Linked DNA regions of Homo sapiens: all the other regions are linked to region 1. A link is a contact called in ENCODE Hi-C or POLR2A ChIA-PET data. All regions are on one chromosome and are shown on one strand. The core of a region is the stretch at or near the end of the contact, and the rest is flanking DNA. Distances in the headings are between cores, read along the strand shown.

The links. A loop is a pair of places that touch in the nucleus more often than their neighbours do. ChIA-PET counts read pairs that join two places held with the same protein, here RNA polymerase II (POLR2A). Pooled maps may share reads with other maps.
Region 2: POLR2A ChIA-PET joins it to region 1 with 10 read pairs in WTC11. The contact joins the promoter of ERCC6L here to the promoter of NHSL2 in region 1. POLR2A ChIA-PET finds 5 or more read pairs at or near these places in 5 of 52 experiments (HEK293, WTC11 and activated T-cell).
Region 3: a pooled map shows a loop between it and region 1 (3-fold over the local background). The contact joins the promoter of PIN4 here to the promoter of NHSL2 in region 1. A Hi-C loop is called at or near these places in 1 of 50 pooled maps. POLR2A ChIA-PET finds 5 or more read pairs at or near these places in 4 of 52 experiments (A673, HEK293, SK-N-SH and 1 more).

What each region holds. Positions count from the first base shown.
Region 1 is chrX:71,908,737-71,913,362 of GRCh38, reverse strand. It overlaps NHSL2 (NHS like 2), which reads right to left and starts at 2,518. Exons shown (of 8, transcript NM_001013627.3): 1 at 1,996-2,518. The coding sequence starts at 2,275.
Region 2 is chrX:72,236,460-72,241,085 of GRCh38, reverse strand. ERCC6L (ERCC excision repair 6 like, spindle assembly checkpoint helicase) reads left to right here and starts at 2,059. Exons shown (of 2, transcript NM_017669.4): 1 at 2,059-2,242. The coding sequence starts at 2,175. It also overlaps a transcript of PIN4 not described here. RefSeq lists an enhancer at 2,128-2,277.
Region 3 is chrX:72,179,601-72,184,226 of GRCh38, reverse strand. PIN4 (peptidylprolyl cis/trans isomerase, NIMA-interacting 4) reads right to left here and starts at 2,470. Exons shown (of 4, transcript NM_006223.4): 1 at 2,399-2,470. The coding sequence starts at 2,441. RefSeq lists an enhancer at 2,211-2,430.

The DNA.
Region 1 (4,626 bases), core at 1,269-3,768:
CTTTGCATTTGGCACTTATGTTCAGACCATTGCTGAGAAGGCCTAATTTCAGTGCTACCCAATTACAGCTCCTGAAGAGAAAAGTGTGCACTGAGAACTTCAAGGGGAGTCTAGGGTAGGGCATTAGACCAGAAAATGGAAAATCAGACCTTTTCACCAACTTACAGAAGGTAGCTGTGTTCCATTTATGCAGCAGTCCCTTGGGTGCCTCTGAGCCGTGGGACATGTACATTCTCAAAAGCAAGAGGCCACACCAGGGATGAGAGATGGCCACTCTTCCTGCTCTTGAAAACTGCCAAGAAGCCAAACCAGTGGTAATTTAACTTAACAATTGTTCCTCTCCATTGCAAGCTATCCATTGCATAAAGCCATCTCCTTCTAACCTGGCAGATCACCGGAGAGGGTTAGGTCCCAAAGGTGACTTGGTGAAGCCCTGCCTTCCCTCCCACAGAAAGGGCTTGCTAATTCAGTGGACAGGAAGGTAGAGTTGAAAAAACTGTCCTTAACTTACCCTACTGAACTCAGTAGGTGGCTCTCTGCAAACTGTGTAGGGATTTTGAAAACTACTCCTCAAGCTGACTTATCAAATTTCTCCTAGACTAATCCTGTAATCAGTGGGACCCCAGCAAAAAACTGAGCCCCTGCCATGCAGAGGCTCCTGGTCCAACGTCTACATTCCATCTGGCAGTCATCTGTGGCTTCCACCTTTCTTTTCCAATAGGACTCAGTTCATTTATCTCCACCAGAGACCTCTGCCATCTACCTCAGAGGTCAGAGACCTTTATGAAGAGAGGTGCCAGGGCCTGACTCCAGTCCTTCTGGAAGGGGTGGGGATGGGGTGGGGTCTGCAATGAAGAGGGGCTGGCCCAGGCAATTCTTTCCCAAGTTAGCTGGAAGCTTGCACTCAGAAATCAGCCAGCAGTCATCTTCTGCCCCCATTGGAAACTTTCTGGCCACACTGCTCCTTCTCTCCCCAGCTTTCTGGAGGAACCGATTGGCCCTGGTACCTGGCATGCCCCAGCTGTAGTCAGCATTTCCAGCCTACTCAGTCCCCTTGCTTTCAGCAGAAGTCCCACACTCTCAGGGGCACTGCATTTCCACAGACAGAGGATTCCCCGTGTAAAGTGCTGGGATCCAAAACAGTAAAGGACAAGGGCTCGCGTAGCCCCCCTACCCTCTCACACGTCCCGCGTGCTCAGTGAGGGCACCACTGGAACCTGGTTTCTCAGGCATGGCTGATTCCTAAAGTGAATGCGCTTCAGGAAACTGATGATAGTTTCTTTAAATGATTCTCTCCAGCAAATAACAGCCAGACCCTAGCGGTAGTGGGTAGGGGGTCAGCAAAGCCCCGGACATTCTCCCCTCCCCCCTCCCGGCCACTCCCCAGCACAGCGGCCCAAAACGTGCGGAGAGAAGCAAGCGGGAGGACGCTCAGACACTCCTGTGAGTGGGAGCCGCGTCCACGCTCCAGCGGGAAGTTGCACAGGTTTAAAGCCTGTAGGCACCACCGCCGGCTCCTGCCGCCGCGTAGGTTGCGGTCGGCTGCGGCGCGCTTTCTGAAGTGGCCGAGCTCCTAGACAGGAGCAAAGAAGCCAGCGGCTCGGCCATTTAGCTCCCGACGCGGCGATGAGGACGGCGCCGAGGGCCTGGGGCTAGGTGGGCGGGTAGGGGGAGTATCGCCCAAGCCGTCCTGGACCCAGCGCGTCCCCAGCCAAAACCCCAGGAGGCGGCCACCAACCCCAGGGTCGGGAGTCCCAAGGGCACGGGGCCACTCCGGACGGCGCGACCGGGTCCAAGAGCAGGAAGTTCCAGCGGTAGGGCGACCGTGGGGCGGAGGCGGGGGTCGGGGAAATGGGATCCCCTCACTCCCCGAATGGAGGGGAGGGGAGGGGCGGAGAGAGGCGGGGAGAGGGTGGGCACAGCGCTAAGCGCCGACCGGCGCCCCTAGAGGCGGGGTAGACGCGGGGCCGCGAGCCACCGGGGCGCCGTTTTTACCTAGCTCTTCCTCGTCCTCCTCCGGGCCAAGCAGGCGGCAGGGAAGGCGGCGGCGGAGGCGCACGGTGCGCCGGTACAGGCTGTCTGTGCGGCGCCCCAGGGCCAGCAGGTGCCCCTCGAGGTCCTCGAGCAGAGCCAACGAGTGGCCACAGAGGTCGGCGAGCTGCCGGAGCAGGCTGAGCGCTGCCAGGTGGCTCACGTCGCGGAGCTCCGCCAGCTGCTGCGGCGGGTTGCGCGGGCACAGGCGCTGGGGTACCACCGTGCGCCTGTAGAACGGCATCCCGGCCGCGGGCGCGGGCGCAGGGGACCAGTCTGGCGGCGCGGCGGGCTCACCCCGAGCAGCGCCCCTGGCCCGAGCGCCCCTGAGCGGCGGCCCCAGCTCCGGGTGTAGCAGGCCCCTGGGCGCGGGCCGGAGAGCGTGCGGGCGCCAAAGACGACGGGCGGGTAGGCGGGCTGACGGGTTCCTCGCCTAGAGCGCCGGCTCCCCCGGGGCTGCACACTCGCCGGAGCCACCAGTCCCTCTGACTCTGCTTCGCCGGGCTCCTCCTCCTCCTCCCCCCTCCTCCTCCTCTCTTTTCTCCTCCTCCTCCTCCTAGCTCTGCTACTTCGGGATCCCCCCACCCACCTTTTTTTTTTTTCTTCTTTTGCGGTCAGAGATTCGCAGATTAACGCTTGATCCGGGAGAGGGAGAAAGGGAAGTAGGAGTAAAAAGAGCGAGCTGGAGCGTGAAAGAAGGAATGTCTGCGTGAGGGGGGACGTAAGGTACGGTGTAGAATGTGTGCCCCGGTCCTCCTGAGGAGCTCCACTCCCAGTTCTGATGGTTAAAGTTATTTTTTGCTTTTTTTTTTAACTTAAACTTTTTCTTCATAATTACAAAAAAAAAAAAAAAAATTCAAGCACACCCGCGCCCACACCAGCGGGTAATCAGCGAAGACCGACCGAATAGTTTGACTTTATTGATCTAGATTTCCTTTCCCAAACGTACTCGGTGCCACGCACGGGCTAGACTAGGCTGTGAATACAACCTTCTAGCACCCAGGAGCTTGGAAATAAGGACCAAAAAACCAAATATCTTATTCGACTGTTCAAGAAGACAATGTCTCTAGGGAGTCCCACAGTGGCTGGACATTGTAAAGCCATTGGAGTGGATGAATAGAAACAAACCCATTTTCTGGAACAATAGACTTAATTCAGATAGAGGGACGCCACTCCATAGTTTATGCAAAAAGAGAGCCCAGGGACGCCTCCTTCTGGTAGGGTCCGCCAGCTGGGATAGGCTCTATCCCTGGCCAGGCTGGGCTGCTGGGATGCTCTCCGAAGAGGGTTACAGGAGCCGAGATGTGCTTTCAGTGCGGGCAACCCTGTGGTCACGGCCTGATTTCTCTCCATTCCAGAAGGCAGAAAAGAGGGGGCACATTATTGTCCTCAGAAAACCAGAGTACGTGAGCATATGTCCTCATGCACTTAGGACCTTTCCACTCAGAACGCTTATTTTCAACACACTGAGCTCCCATCTGACTCTCCTCTAACCCACTTCTTTGACTTTGGTGTACTTCGGTTTCTTCCTTCTCTTCATTCTCTTCTCATTTTTCCTCTTACAAATGTTCACATCCTTATAATCCTTTATAATCCATTAGCAAAACACTTTTTTTTTTAAGAGACAAGATCTACCACTGTCACCCTGGCTGGAGTGCAGTGGTGTGGTCACAGCTCACTGCAGCCTTGAATTCACTCTGGGCTCAGGGGATCCTCCGGTCTCAGCCTCCTGAGTAGCTAGGGCTATAGGCACGTGCCACCACTCCTGCTAATTTAGTTTTTATTTTTTGAAGAGACGGAATCTCCCTATGTTGCCCAGGCTGGCCTTAAACTCCTTGGCCCCAAGCAATCCTCCTGCCTCAGCCTCCCAAAGCACTGGGATTACAGGCATGAGCCACCACACTGGCCAGTAAAATACTTTGAACAGAATACCTGCATCTACATTAATGATTCTAAGCGTGGCCTGTTTTCATGCATTCCTTCAGATAATTAATTGTCCCTGAAGCAGTTCAAGAAGGTTCTACAACTAGTATATTTCAAAATTGCTAATAGATTCTAAATGTTCACACCACAGAAAAATGGTAAATATGTGAGGTAATGGATATGTTAACTAGTTTGATTTAATCATTCCACAATGTATTAATATATATACATCAAACCACATCGTGCCCCATAAATACATATAATTGTTTGTCAATTAAAAATAAAGTAAAAGCGTAATCCGATTTCCCTTTTCAGCATATAGTTGTTTCTTGTTTAGTAAATTAGAACATGGATATTAGAAAAGTTGGGTTCTGATTAAAATAAGAATCAACAAATGGGCAAAAGACTTGTACCCTTTCTGAAATGTAAAATCCAGTTGCAGAATAAAAACCCCAAATTCTCGATTTGGCAAACTCAAACCTGAGCCAAGAGAGCAACTGGGAGGAAGCAGGGACTTGGCTGGACTCTCCAGGGATACTTTTCCTTGACCTATGAGCTGTTTAGACTGATCTCTGCTCTGGAGAAGAAGAAATGAGGTACGAGCAGATTGAAGGAGACTGTGTGGTCAGAGCTTCACTGCCTGAGCACAGCAGGCCTGGACTGGGCCTGGTC
Region 2 (4,626 bases), core at 810-3,309, 330 kb before region 1:
CAACCTCATTTCCCGCCACTGCCCTCTTCTTTCCAGTGTGACACAGCGAAACGGCACAGATTTGTGTCCATATGGACCTAGTATTGAATTCTGGCTCTGCTGCTTCCTAGCTCAGGAAGCTTAGATGAAGTCAATTTATCTCTCTGAGCCTGTTTCCACATCTGAAAAATGTGGATAATAGTATACTAAAAGGCCTCTTAATAAAGGCCTTAAAGTCATACAAACCAGGAAAATAGCCCATGTTCTCCAAGATCCCCCACCTCCCCCCAACCCTTTTCTTTTTTTTGAGATGGAGTCTTGCTCTGTCGCCCAGGCTGGAGTGCAATGGCACGATCTCAGCTCACTGCAACGTCTGCCTCCTGGGTTCAAGCGATTCTTCCACCCCAGCCTCCCGAGAAGCTGGGATTACAGGCACCCGCCACCATGCCCAGCTAATTTTTGTAGAGACGGGGGTTTCACCATTTGGCCAGGCTGGTCTTGAACTCCTGACCTCAGGTGATCCGCCCGCCTCGGCCTCCCAAAGTGCTGGGATTACAGGTTCAGTGAGCCACTGAACCCGGCCTCCAACATTCCTTTTAACTCATAACGGTCTATAAATTTTATGAAAAGCTTAAAATTCTCTGGACATATGATGTATGACTGGGCCAATAGGTGAGTTTTCCAATACTGAATGCTAAATTAGTGTCTTGAGGAGTCATGTCTGTGTTCTTAACAGTATATGAACAAGGACAATTTTTGTTGGCCCACAACCTCCTATTTAGTGTCACCCAAGCAAGCCACTTAAACTCAATCACATTTCCTTAAGCTCTAGGCTCTGCCTTCTTTTTAGGCTCTGCATTTGAAAATGACTGTATCTTAGTTGGTGCTTCTGAAGAAATGATGACCACAGCACTACTTCTTTTTTTTTAAATTATTTTTGTCTTCCTTTTATTATACCAAGTATGTGAACCTAGTTACTTATTTCTTAAATAAGAACTTTAATTTTTTTTTTTTTTTTGAGATGGAGTCTTTCTCTGTCACCCAGGCTGGAGTGCAGTGGCATGATCTTGGCTCACTGCAGCCTCCACCTCCAGGGTTTGAGATTCTTGAAGACCCTTCTCTCTTTCTCTCTCTCTTTTTAAGAAAATAAATACAGCATAACGCCCTGTGGAGAAGAAAAAAATTTTTTTTAAAGAGACGGGAGTCTCACCATGTTGCCCAGGCTGGTCTCGAACTCCTAAGTGCAAGTGATCCTCCCACCTTAGCCTCCCAAAAGGCTAGGATAACAGGCGTGAGGCACTGCACCCAGCCTTTTTTTTTTTTTTTTTTTTTTTTGAGATGGAGTCTCGCTTTGCCACCCAGGCTGGAGTGCAGTGGTGCAATCCCGGCTCACTGCAACCTCCACCTCCTGGGTCCAAGCGATTCTCGTGCCTCAGCCACCCGAGTAGCTGGGACTGCGGGCGCCCGCCACCACGCCCGGCTAATTTTTTGTATTTTTAGTAGAGACGGGGTGTCACCATTTTAGCCAGGTTGGTCTCGAACTCCTGACCTCACGTGATCCGCCCGCCCCGGTCTCCCAAAGTGCTGGGATTACAGGCGTGAACCACCGCGTCTGGTCGCTTCTTCAATGTTAGTTTAAATCACAGGGACTATGCCTCCCAGGGTGTTTGAATTCAAAGCACGGTCAGTGCCAGGTACTGGCGATCAAGGAAGGGAAGATATCTGTGGATGCGGGGCAGGGTATGGTTGGGGGACGCAGGCGTTGGAGATCTCCAGGGGTCGCCGCAATGACTGGGATCATATCGGGCAGTCTCCTCCACTCACAATGATGGCACACGCACGCGCGAACGAATTGGCTGCAGCATGGTTTGAATTGGATTGAAACGCGAGGGATCACAGACTGAGGCAGCACACTCCGTGTCTCGAAGGCAGAGATCACCTTCTGCTTCCCGGCGCGCGTAGGCGCAGGCGCCCACCGTCATGGGCGGGGCTCAGGCGGAGGCGTCGCAGCGCGTGGTCGCGGATTGGCCGGCCGCGAGGCCGTCGGTTGGCTGTGTCCCTCTCCACGGCGCACAGAGCATGCGCGGGGCGGGAGTGAGCGAAATTCAAGCTCCAAACTCTAAGCTCCAAGCTCCAAGCTCCAAGCTCCAAGCTCCAAACTCCCGCCGGGGTAACTGGAACCCAATCCGAGGGTCATGGAGGCATCCCGAAGGTTTCCGGAAGCCGAGGCCTTGAGCCCAGAGCAGGCTGCTCATTACCTAAGGTATGTCTGGACCGCTGGGCGGGTCTAGCTAACCGACCTGGCCCAGGGTGGAGGTGGGGTGGCCCCCGGATCCTCCTGGGGACCCGAACTGTTGAGGCGGAGCCTTTTGAGACGCGCGCTCGCGCTCTTCTCGCAGTAGGGTGTGGGAGTCAGCTCTGGATGTTTGACCAGATTTCTAAAACCTGAGGAGACCCCGATGCCTCTTCTTTTGGGCAAATGACCCTCCAGTATGGTCTCCTTAAAAGCCAGAGGAGCCTTAATTAATCAAGCCCTTCTTGATTCTTTTCAGCTTATCAAGCCCTAAGTCTAGGGGATACAGAGATGAGTAAAACAAGGTCCCCGCCCCCAAATTGTTTGTAATCTAGTAGTGGAAACGGATCTGTAAAGCAATAATTACTAGGTTTGATAAGTGCTGTAAGAGGTATAATGTACGTGCAGGGCACAGTGTTGGCATAAAAGAGGGAATGGCCAACTACAAGGGTGGTCAGCTAAGGGATGGCGTGGCAAGAGGAGACATTTGAGCTAGGCGTTGAAAAATGAGTAAACATTCACCAGTTGGCTAAGGGTGGGGGGCGTGGTAATGTTGGGATGAGAATTTAAATTTTTTCTTAAATTGTGGTAAAGTACACATAACATAAATTTTATCTTTTTGTGCAGAAACTGGGTTTTATGAAAAATAAAGTTTATCATCCTAACCATTTTTAAATGTACAGTTCAGTAGTGTTGACTACATTCATATTGTTGTGCAGCCGTCCGTCATCTCCAGAACTTTTCTCATGTGGCAAAACTGAAACTACTCCCATTAAACAAACTCCCCATTTCCCCCTCCCTTCAGCCCCTAGCAACCATTATTCTGTCTCTGTGAATTTTACTGCTTTAATTTTTTTTGAGACAGGGTCTTGCTGTGTCGCCCAGACTGGAATTCAGTGGCCTGATCATAGTTCACTGCAGCCTCGAACTCCTGGGCTCAAGCAGTCCTCCTGCCCCAGCCTCCCTAGTAGCTGGGACTTAAGGTGGGTGCCACCATGTCCAGCCAATTTATTATTTTACTATTGTTGTTTTATATATATTTTTAGAGACAGGGTCTGGCTCTGTCACCCAGGCTGGAGTGCAGTGGCGCGATCTCTAACTCAGCTCACTGCAACTTCCATCCCCCGGGGCTCATGCGATCCTCCCACCTGTTTCCGGAGTAGCTGGGACCACAGGCGCACACCACCACACCCAGCTATTTTTTTTTTTTCTTTTTTTGATACAGTCTCGCTCTGTCACCCAGGCTGGAGTGCAGTGGCGCGGTCTGGGCTCACAGCAAGCTCCGCCTTCCGGGTTCACGCCATTCTCCTGCCTCAGCCTCCCGAGTAGCTGGGACTACAGGCGCCCGCTAACACACCCGGCTAATTTTTTGTATTTTTGGTAGAGACGGGGTTTCACCGTGTTAGCCGGGATGGTCTCAATCTCCTGACCTCGTGATCCGCCCGCCTCGGCCTCCCAAAGTATTTTTTTTGTGTTTTTAGTAGAGACAGGGTCTCGCCATGTTGCCCAGGCTGGTCTCAAACTCCTGAGTTCAAGCAATCCTCCTGCCTCGGCCTCCCAAAGTGTTGAGATTACAGACGTGGGCCACCATGCCAGGCCTTTCATTTAGATTTTTCCAATTGTTTGCCATTATACTTTTGTTGTAATAGGCAGCCTTTGTGTGAATTTTTGTGCACTTCGTAACTGAGTGTACACTTTGGAATTCCGATTGCTGGGTCTTAGGGAATGTGTATTTAAAATTGCCATTCAAGAAAACCATGCCAGATTTTAATAAAGTCAATAGTGTGAGTAAGCATTTATTTATATTCTCTCAGGCTGGTGTGTGATGAGCTATATGAGTCAATTCAAAAGTTAAGATACATAGTTTTACTTTTGAAGCTAAGACTTGTAGTATTTTCTTCTACAGATACACTTACATGAGTGAGCAAAGATGTGTGTGCGTGTGTATACAGTAAGTCCTCACTTAACATTGTCCATAGGTTCTTGGAAACTGACTTTAAGTGAAATGACGTAGCAAAACCAATTTTTTTCTCATCAGTGTTGCAGCAAAATGATATTGAATGAACCAGTGTCATTCAAGGGCCTGCTGTGTGTCATTTTGCTTAAAGTTGCAGTTGCCAAGAACCTACTGACCACGTTAACTGAGGACTTACTGTACATATAAACATATACCAGAGGTGTGTGCCATGAAGCCCGGCTAATTTTTAAAAGATTTTTGTAGGCTGGGTGCAGTGGCTCATGCCTGTAATCCCAGCACTTTGGGAGGGCGAGGCAGGTGCATCACGAGGTCAGGAGTTCAAGACCAGTCTGGACAACATGGTGAAGCCCCGTCTCTACTAAAAATACAAAAATTA
Region 3 (4,626 bases), core at 1,221-3,720, 270 kb before region 1:
CTGGACCCCATGTTCCTTCATCTGAACTGCATTCCCACTGGCCCTTGTAATTCCCTGGTGTTGCTATCCTCCTATCATAACTGCCTAACAAAACCTCAACCATGGCTTAAGGCTGCACCTAGCTCTTTTCAATCCTATATTGTGCCAATTGCATAGTACTAGGTAAATCAGACTGTGAAGATTATGTAGTCTACAAATTCATGGCCTTTGATCTTAGTCAGGCTCCTAGCCCTGAAGGCACTTCTTTTGTGTTTCATTCCCTCTTCCATTACGATATTCCAGACCTTTACCACTCTCCTCAAGATGCCTACTGAGTCCCTGCCCCTCCATCTCCTTTCCTATGACCTCAAGCATAAGGTGTCCCTGCTCCCCCTAGGTCCTGGATTCCATTTTCTCCTAAATCTCACTCTTCTGTACCTTTACCTCTTTTACTTTACTGGATCCTTCAGCTTCACTCCCAAGTTTTCCCCATTCCAAAGAAGCAAAGAAAATAAAACTTTCTCTTAATCCTCTGTCCTTCTCTATCTACCATCCCATTTCCATGCTTTTCAATTAAAACTTTCCAAGAAGTCCAAATTACCACTTCCCAGTCAGTTCTCTAGTCACGGTAATCTGGCTTCTGTTTCACTGAAACCACTTTTACCCAAGGCCACCTCTAATTTCCAAATCTGCTGTTCTTGATAGACTATACCCTCTCTCTTTAAAACATTCTGGTCTCTCCAGCCTCTGGCCACCATTCTGCACTCCCTCTATCTGTCTGCCTCTTTCTCTGCCTGTCCTAGGATCACATCCTCTGCTCTCTGCTCTTTTCATTCTATAAACTCTCCATGGATAATTGCATACACTCTAATGGGCTCAACTACCATCTATAAGTTAGCGACTCCTAAAACTTACATGTACAGTCTAGACCTCTCCCTCAAACTTTAGACTCAAATATCCAACCACTTCCTGACTACATCTCCACTGAGATGTCCCACAGACACCTCAAAGCCAATCTATCTGAAAGTGAATTCATCAATCTCATCCCCGCTCCTCATGTATCCTTGATGTTACCCTGCAGGACCAGCAACAGGTTAGAAATCCAATCCAGAAAACAGAATGATCGTTGATCCTCCCTCACCACCCCTCCCCAACCCAATAAATCACCAAGTCTTGACTATTTCACATCCTAATATTTACAGAATCTTTTCTCTTTTCTCAGTTCCCACAGCCACTCCCTTAGGTCAGTCCACCATCATCTCTCACCAAGACTACCACAACAATCTCCTTACAGGTCTTTCTGATCCTTAACTGTCCTTCTTAGCAGAATATATAGCACTCTCCATGATCTCGTCTTTGTTTCTGTTTTCATTCTCACCACTTGCCATTCTGCCTTGAGTTTTTGCTCCAGCAACACTACGCTGCACACATCATGCTGTTTCTCACCTCAGTGCTTTTGCTGCTGGACCCCAAGTAAGGAATGCTTTAACCTACCCTCAATGCACATCTTGACCTGCCTAATTCATCTCCAGGAAGTCTTCCGTTCCCTGTTCCCCAGCTAAATGAAGGACTTCCCTCAATTTCTATTATATCCCATACACATCCCTCAACACTACATTTAGTACAGTGCTTTATGATCACTAAGCCTTTATCTTCCTCACTACTTCGGGAGCTCCTTAAGGCCAAAATCTCTTTTTTTTTTTTGAGACAGAGGCTCGCTCTGTCGCCCAGGCTGGAGTGCAGTGGCGCGATCTCGGTTCATTGCAACCTCTGCCTCCCGAGTTCAAGCGATTCTCCTGCCTCAGCCTCCCGAGTAGCTGGGATTACGGGCGCGCACCACCACCACGCCTGGCGAATTTTTGTATTTTTAGTAGAGACGGGGTTTCGCCATGTTGGCCAAGCTGGTCTCGAACTCCTGACCTCGTGATCCATCCTCCCTCGGCCTCCCAAAGTGCTGGGATTATAGGCGTGAGCCACCGCGCCCAGCCTTCTGTCTTATTTGTGTATCCTCAGCGCTTAGCACTCTGCCTGACACATTTCTGTTCAATGGATGAATGATTCCTTCCCCGATGGTGGGCATGTCATTCTGTAAGCATTAAAGTGAACTTTAAGGACCATAACCAATGTGTACTTCCTATTGCTGGCTTTTGATAAGACCCAATTTTAGAGCTCTAATAACCCCTTGAAATAGCAGCCCTAAGTCATCGCCTCCGAGGAACTATCCCCATCAGATTCCATTACCCACTAGGACGGTCCCTGAACCGTAGCCCAATGTATTCCTACAGATGTAATCGATGGCAGCACTGTGGGGCCACTGGCTACCTGCTGCGTCCGTCCCGGACTCCGGAGATGGACTGTCTGTTCCCTCCCTTCGCTCCTCACCCGCCCCCATTCTCCTTGATCGCTCTGGCCGCTCTACCTTTCCCCGCTTTTCCAGAACCACTTTTTCCTTTGGGCGGCATCTTGGAAGCTTGTTGTTGAACGCTGAACCGCTCCAGTTGCCGTACAAGCCCCTTTAGAAGCCCCGCCATGGGCATGTCCTAAACAAATGCCTGAAAGCCGCATCTCAATTGACCGTTCTTATTGCGGCTCCGGAAGCAGGCACAGCTTGGGGCAGACCCCGTCCTTTGGCTCTTGGACCAATGGGGCTGAAGATGTCTGACCAATAAGACGCTTGGGCCGAAACAAAGGCAGAGGGGCGGAGACAAAGGCCGGATTAGGGCGGGAAGCCTGGCCTCTGCGCTTTTTGTGACTTCTTTCACGCACCCTAATTTGCACCAGATCCCCCACTCCCCACACTCTACGCCCGAAGCTCCCCCGTTCCCCTCAACCTGGCTTTTTTCACGCGTGCGCAGTAGGAGCCACGGGGGTGGGTGGCTCTGCAGTCCCTCGGCGCCAGCTCTGGCCAATCCCGCGGGGCCGCCAGACAAAGGGAAGCAGGAGTACTGTGGTGGCGGCCAACTTCCGCTGTCTCCTCCTACACACAGGGCTGCCCTCCCTGGCAGTTTTTCGTTTGTTAATTTTATTCTGCAGTTGTAGCTAATTAGGTTCAAAAGGTAGTTTTTAAAAAAGCCTGTCACCTTTTTGCGTCTTGCAGAGCTCAGTCATGGAGAAACATTGGAAGCAGTCTGAGTGCTCCTCAGTCGGGTACTGCTTAAATAATGTTTTAGCCACACAAGAAGATATTATACAACATTCAAAATAACGATTGTAAGGCTGTGTGTACAGATAGGGGAAATGTTTTTAAGACCAAGATAAAGAATATGATTCCTTGTAAAAGAAGTATATGTAATGTATTGTATGTTATATGAATATAAAGGAGAGGAAAGCTATAGAGCAAGATGTGGCCAGTGGTGCTAGTGCATACAGGTCATCGTGTTTGTTTCTGTGTATTTTCCAAAATTTCCATAATGGTGCAGCATAGTGTAGTAAAAGCATGGATTCTGGAGCCAGATTGCCCAGTTTCAAATCCCTGCTCCACATCTGTCTACTAGCTCCATGACCTTGAGGAAGTTACTTCACCTCTCTTTGGCTCAGTTTCATCATCTGTGAAATGGAGTTGATGATAATAGTACCTACTATTATCCTATCAGGTGTTAAGAGAATTAAACAAGTTCATATCTGTAAAGCACATAAAATGATGGCTTGCTCATATTAATAATGTTTGCCTAAGATAAATGATTTTTGAATTTGTGCCCACACACTTTTTCTCCCCTTACAATCCCTCCCACCATCAATAATTTGTATATGATATGTCAGGGCGTTTCCTCCAGTCCATGAGAGAGCTGTCCTAGCTTGCCACTACCAGCCAGAATATAGAGGTCTTCCAGCTCAGAGTTTAGTTTTTGGATGCAGCCTTGCTGGACCTGGAGATGCTTCATGCTCATACCAGGGAATCAGGTGTTTCTGAGACTGTGCTCATTCCCTACTCAAGACATAACATGGAGCCCTCTTATGTTTGGCTGCTTTAAATTCTGGACACATTTTGGGCACTCCTTGTTTTCGGATTGGGAGTGATCAACTGCGGAGGACACATCTAGTGGTGAGGGGATCATTGCTCTGCCACTTCTGAAGTGGATCCCGCACCTGTACTAATTCTCCAAGTTCGGCTGCGAGATGGAGGGGCGGGGGAGTTGGGATTGGGTGTTGACGATGACAGCGTAGCCTTGTGTTCATCAGGTTATCTATGGCCAAGAGGCCCAAGAGGAACATTTACTTTTGATTTTTCTTTCTTTTTTTTTTTTTTTTATTTTTTATTTTTTATTTTTTTTTTTTATTGATCATTCTTGGGTGTTTCTCGCAGAGGGGGATTTGGCAGGGTCATAGGACAATAGTGGAGGGAAGGTCAGCAGATAAACAAGTGAACAAAGGTCTCTGGTTTTCCTAGGCAGAGGACCCTGCGGCCTTCCGCAGTGTTTGTGTCCCTGGGTACTTAAGATTAGGGAGTGGTGATGACTCTTAACGAGCATGCTGCCTTCAAGCATCTGTTTAACAAAGCACATCTTGCACCGCCCTTAATCCATTTAACCCTGAGTGGACACAGCACATGTTTCAGAGAGCACAGGGTTGGGGATAAGGTCACAGATCAACAGGATCCCAAGGCAGAAGAATTTTTCTTAGTACAGAACAAAATGAAAAGTCTCCCAT